Regions from separate parts of the Mus musculus genome. Here region 1 is linked to region 2. The links are chromatin loops, found by intact Hi-C in ENCODE. Cell type or tissue: gastrocnemius. All regions are shown on one strand. Links, peaks and the distances in the headings refer to the core of each region. The heading gives the core; the rest is flanking DNA. Region 1 holds the start of D830013O20Rik (RIKEN cDNA D830013O20 gene). Region 2 overlaps Mnat1 (menage a trois 1).

Region 1 (2,913 bases), core at 129-2,628, 200 kb after region 2:
TGGCTGTTTAGGGACAAGGGGATAGGGTAGCCTTACTGGAGGAGGTATGTCGGTGGGGATGGGCTTTGAAGTTTCTAAAGCCTTGCACCATTCTGAGTTAACCCTACCTCCCTCTCAGGGATGGAGATACGAGTTCTCACCAGTTCTAGCTGCCACATCTTTGCTCCTTCGGACTCTAACCCTCTGAAGCCAGAAGCCCAAATACGCCCTTTCTTTTAAAAGCACCTTGATCATGGTATTTTTGTCACAGCCATAGGGCAGTAACGAGGCTTCTGTGGTTTCTCCGGTGTTTAAAACGAGCTAGGTCTCAGGGAACACTTTGCAGGAGTAAGGCCACTTGAGTTCCATAGGGCAGTAACGAGGCTTCTGTGGTTTCTCCGGTGTTTAAAACGAGCTAGGTCTCAGGGAACACTTTGCAGGAGTAAGGCCACTTGAGTTTGGCAGATTTGGAGGGAGGGGGCGTTGCATAGTAAAGGTTTGCTACGAGGATAGTCCAGAGCAGGTGCATCATCCGGGAGTGAGTTCACGGTGGCCAAGGGTGTGAAAGGTGAAACACGTGAAAGGTGGTCAAGGGACACCGGCTACCCCTTTTCTGAGTGCACTTCCCCTTCCGTGACAGATGGGAATACAGCAGCGTTGACACATTTACTCCTTGGGTATGCCCACTTAGGCTAAACAAATTTAGCACAAGCTGAACAATTGGAACTCAGAGCTGATCCTAAGGGATTTAACAAGAGCTGCAAGGGCATTCAGATGACCCTGGATGATTCTAAAACCTGGAGAAAAAAAAATCCCCCAGCAAGCCCAAGCTGTCTGATCATGCGACCCATCTCCTGACTGACTGCTCACAAAGACCTGGCCAAGGACATTCCAGCTGTGCCAGGCCACTGGGCAGAGATCCCAGAGAGAGCAATCTATCACTGTTCATCACCCCCTCACACCTCAGGGAGCGTGGGCCTGTGGCCACGAGCTGGCAGACAACAGCCCCTAGCCCTTGCGACAGTGTGTATCCCCACTGCCAGAAAAGCAACCAAGGTTTTAGCACTGCGCCATTGGGTAGAGCCCTGGAGACTCTCAATACTCAGGTTCACCATTGGGTGGCTCTACCGGGGTCACCAGCAGAAGAGATGTCTCCCTCCCAGAGATTCATGAAGCCAGAGTGACAAGGTCGTTTTTTACCCTTCTCCCGGTTCATCTTCCCGCCCCTTCATAGAACATATGGGACCCTTCGTGCTGTGTGCACCCTGGCTTGAGGTGGCAAAGGTGAGGAGGCTCCACTTACCCTCTCCCCCTGCACCTGTTGTCAGTGATGATGGCTTTTGACTGTGGCATCTTCAGCAATTTCTGTATAGCCTGCACCATAGGCTAGGCATAGGATTCTCACCTGGATCATGTTCTCCCGCTAGAACAGGACTAGGTCATAGCAATAAAGTCAAGCCTTTCTCATCTGACCCACCATCTACTCTTCTTCCTTCTTTCCTTCCTTCTTTCCTCCCTCCCTCCCTCCCTCCCTCCCTCCCTTCCTTTCTTTCTTCTTTTCTTCCTTCATTTCCTCTTTCCTTTCCGTAAATCTTACCTTGATGTCTTGGCAAGAGACTCCAGGAGGTTGGAGTTTCTCTCCACAGGAGTAGATCAATCACAATCCACCAAGACCCTGAACCCATTGCTTTCTGAATCAGGAATTCAAAAGAGAAACAAGCCAACGCTCTTGTGCCCCCATGTTGTCCTTGTGCAACATCAGGGCAGTGATGTCCTCTGGCATGAGAATGGCAGGAACACAGCCAAGATGGAGCAGGAGAGAGGCTGGGAAGTGCCACACAATCTAGCTAGCTGCAGTAGCCAACATTCCTTGGCAACGACACTCTCACTCAAAGCCCTGGGAAGCACTGGGACACAGGTGTAGTCTAGCATCTATAGAGAGCACACCGGAAAACACCATGACATCCCCCTTGTGAGTTCAGTCCCCCTCCCATCTCGCCATATGCTGGTGACAAGGAGGAAGAGTGGGCAGTGTCACACACCCACCATGCTGCCCAGAGGGCAATGATGTAAGCCACAATGCTTAGGTTTCAGCTCCAAATGTGGCAGCCAGCAGCAGGAGGTGCTGGCAAACCCTTGGCTGCCAGGCATGCTTCTCAGAGCATCCAGGCTGCTGCATGGAGTTGCTGTTGCCCTGGACTCTGCAGCCCCCCAGAGCCTTAGGCTAGGTGGCTGGGGACTTTTGAGGGTTAGAGATGGGTCTGCAGTGTTTGTGGGAGCAGTCTCTGCTGTCCTTTCCAAGGGACAGAATGTTGCAAGGAGTCTATGTCACCACTTTTGAGCATCTATGCCCTCAAGCACTAGACTAAGTCCTTTACATGATTCATTGACACCTCTCAAAACCCCGCTAGGAATATACTGTTATTGGACTTTTGAGGATGAAAGTCCCAAGCCGTAGGCAGGCCGCGTCATGGCTGGTACAGCTGAGAACTAGCCAAGGTTCTTGTGCTTAGGAAGTAAACGATGCTCCAGCCTCCACAGATTCAGAGCACTAGCAGAGCAATCAAAATACTGAACAGGCAGAGTGTGACGGCTCACACCCTTTAATCCCATCCCTCAACAGGCAACCGAGGAAGACTGCTGTGAGCGCAAGGGCAACCTGGGCTGCATGAAGAGACCTCTCAAAACAAACAAACAAACAAACAAACAGCATTCTAAACATAGGTTAGATGTAGGTTGCTTGAATAAAGCAAGTAGCATTCCAGAATATGAGTGGGTACAAGGTAGAAATACCACAATAAATACATGTTTCAATGCAGCATGAAGGCTCACTAGATCTGGTCACTTGTCATGAAGAGAAAGGCACCTACCTGGCCACAGCTATCAGTTCTTGAGCTAAAGCCTGTGGAGTCACAGGTTAACCAGGCTGTAAGT
Region 2 (2,913 bases), core at 244-2,743:
GATCTGAGGATTAAGAGTGCTACTGCTTCGAATGTATGTTAAGTGACTAATTTTCACAATCTTTAGTACATAGCTTTGTGTGCTAGCTTTTTCCCAATGTCAAATGAATCTTAATATGTCTTGCAATTAGTGACAAATAAGAAACATTGTAATTAAGAGACTGTTTCTTTAAAAGCCTTCAAAGGTTGTAAAAGATTAGACTTGGCTATATGTGAAGGATAAATGTTGTGTAAGAATGCCCCTCAGTTCCCCTTGTATAATAAATCTCAGCTGTGTGCTCAGCGAAAGGGCTCAGTGCCAAAGAGAACAGGTTCAACTTGTCTGTGAGGATTTGCACCACAGCAAAGCGCACAACTGCTTTGTAGAGGTCACAGTGGTCACAGGCATGTGCAACAGAGTCAGAGTGGCTTTCAAATCACCGGAGAACCTAGTGCTACTTGCTGTTTAACAATCAGGGTTGACTTCAGGCATTGAAAGTATAGTTAGATCATAAAAGTAACTGAGTACGGTTCTCAGTCTGATTCCAGATGTACTTAAAGTAACTTCAACAGCACCTTGTAGCAGGTCTTAAAGATCTTCAGAGTCATTTTCTCGTAATTTCCCTGATGTAGAGAAGGTGCTTTATTTGGTGGTTCCAATTGTGTTCAGTGGGCTGAGATATTGTGTAAGAACAGTTTCTTGGGATGGGAACAGGGGACTGTAGGTGAGTTCCAGTGCAAGACCAGATGTCGTGAGACGGTCAGAAGGTGCATGTCTCACTAAATCCCATTTCTCTTGATTTTAACAGGATCAGGTTATCAACAGCAGCAAAGGAAACACCCTATCTATCTATCTATCTAAATTTTTAGAAGAGACAAATCAGAAACAGCCTGTGGAGAGGTGGTGAGAGCCAGGCAAGGGAGCCTGAGGTTTAATAGAAGGAAATAAGGAGATGCAGAACTAGGCTGAGCTGGGTTTTGCCCAAAGTTATATCTGAGTACTTTTTCTTGTTTTGGTGACCATGTTTATTTTCAGTGGTGATTTTATCGATGCAACAGGCAGCCGTTGCTGTTGGTGGGAGATTAAGTGGTAATCTGTAGAATGTGTCTCGGCAAAGGCAGCTGATTGGCAGCAGCACCTGTCCTAGCAACTGGTCATATGTTAGTACTTACCAGCGTTAAAATACCAAGCTGTAAAATTTAGAAGCACTTGAAAGCTAGGTTTTTCATTGCTCTTAGGTTACTGTTTTATTAAGTATACATCTCTTCAATTTACATTTTTTTAATAAAATGAAGTCTATAGAATAAAATTAGATTTATCCCCCAGAATTAAAACAAAAAACAAAACCTAAAGCAAGCCATGTGACAGGCTAGATGCTTTTGTGTTTGTGTGAGCTGCACTTATGCTGAGCGATATGTAGGCTTTCAGAGGCCAGCCTGAAAGGACTGTGACTCCTGTATGCTGCTTTTGTAATCCATAGAGTAAACATGAAGTGCTTGCTGTCAAAGGTTCAGTGAAATGCAGCTTAAAGAACTGATTAGCCAAGTGGCTCCCTAAAGGCACTTTATTTCATCATTGCTAGGAGTTATTCTTCTTAGTTGAAATAGTCTTGTTGATCATATCTCAAAGTATATACAACTTATAGTGATTGACAAGTCATCACTTTCTGTTGATGACTTCTGTTAGAGGAAGAGCTTGTTTTTACTTAGTATACAAAGAAAAGTAAACATATAAGAAAAAATATATATGTATAAGAGTTAGAGTTTATTTCTCAGTACCAATGTAGCTTGCCTAAGTCTAAATGTATTTTAGAAATAGATTGTAAATATTTTCTGCCAATGGTATTTTATCATTTTCATTTTAAAAGAACCTATATATTAATACATAAATAAGAACCTTATACTTTATAATTAATGGCTATAAGTCCATATTGTGGCACATTAATTTGTACATGTTTATAAATATTTGAAAGTAGGGTTAATTCAGGTGATTCATGCTATATTATAGCTTCACAGTGTCTACCATGTGCCAAATATTTGATGAATAAATTATTTTTCTGTGATAGATACATGCTTAGTATCTTTGGCAGTGAAGGGTTTAAAACCTGGGTAGAGGTCTAGAGTGATGGCTCAGCAGTAAAGAGCACTAGCTGCTTGTACAAAGGACCTGGGTTCAGTTCCCAGCACCTGCATGGTGACTTGTTACAAACTCCTTTAATCCCAGCACTTAGGAGGCAGAGGCAGGCAGATCTCTGAGTTTGAGGCTAGCCTGGTCTACAGAATGAGTTCTAGGACAGCCAAGGGTACACAGAGACACCATGTCAAAAAACATAAAGAGATTTTATTTATATATTCCAGTTCTAGATAAGCTAGTACTATTTGCTGGCCTCCATAACCTCCAGACATACACATAATGCACAATAAAAAAAAATCTTGCTGGGCAGTGGTGGTGCACACCGTTAATCCTATCACTTGAGGGGCAGAGGTAAGAGACAGGTAAAGCTCTGTGAGTTCGAGGCCAGCCTGGTCTACAGAACAAATTCCAGGACGTTCAGGGTTACACAGAGAAACCCAAAACCAAAACCACCTAACCAACTGGGGGTGAGGGGAGAGAAAAACACCTTAAAAAAATCCCCAAAAGCCCTTAAATAGAACTAAGAGATCTGTCATACATTATTTGGGTGGGTGAGGTAGAGGATTGAAAGGGCTGTTAAAAAACCTGTGCATTCTTGAAAGCAACCTTCCTAATGTACCAAGCGCTGCATCAGACATGGAGTATGTATGACACAGGGTTTATACCTTCTTACTATGTTTTTACTGAAATATGTTTGTTTGTTTGTTGTTTTTTGTTTTGCCTACAGAGGAAAGATACATTTAGGTAACTTTGTATGAACCAATTTTATATTTTATTGCAGTCACAATGGCTATCTGTACA

Evidence for each region. A loop is a pair of places that touch in the nucleus more often than their neighbours do. Peaks named below come from ENCODE experiments on the same cell type or tissue, not always from the same donor. Only the 100,000 strongest peaks of a DNase experiment are listed, where the experiment ranks them.
Region 1: it touches region 2 in a loop (2.7-fold over the local background); 2 of 42 quality-filtered maps call a loop at or near these places.

Annotation. Positions count from the first base shown.
Region 1 is chr12:73,407,827-73,410,739 of GRCm38, forward strand. D830013O20Rik (RIKEN cDNA D830013O20 gene) reads right to left here and starts at 1,737. Exons shown (of 4, transcript NR_046013.1): 1 at 1,577-1,737. In gastrocnemius, for the core only: a CTCF peak has its summit at 1,084; DNase peaks (open chromatin) are centred at 939, 1,806 and 2,063; H3K4me3 peaks cover 638 bases; H3K27ac peaks cover 2,500 bases.
Region 2 is chr12:73,206,132-73,209,044 of GRCm38, forward strand. The region is part of intron 6 of Mnat1 (menage a trois 1); the gene reads left to right. Among named protein-coding and RNA genes, the nearest start is that of Gm23910, 62 kb to the left of the region's middle. In gastrocnemius, for the core only: no CTCF peak of the experiment used is centred there; no DNase peak of the experiment used is centred there; H3K4me3 peaks cover 475 bases; H3K27ac peaks cover 2,500 bases.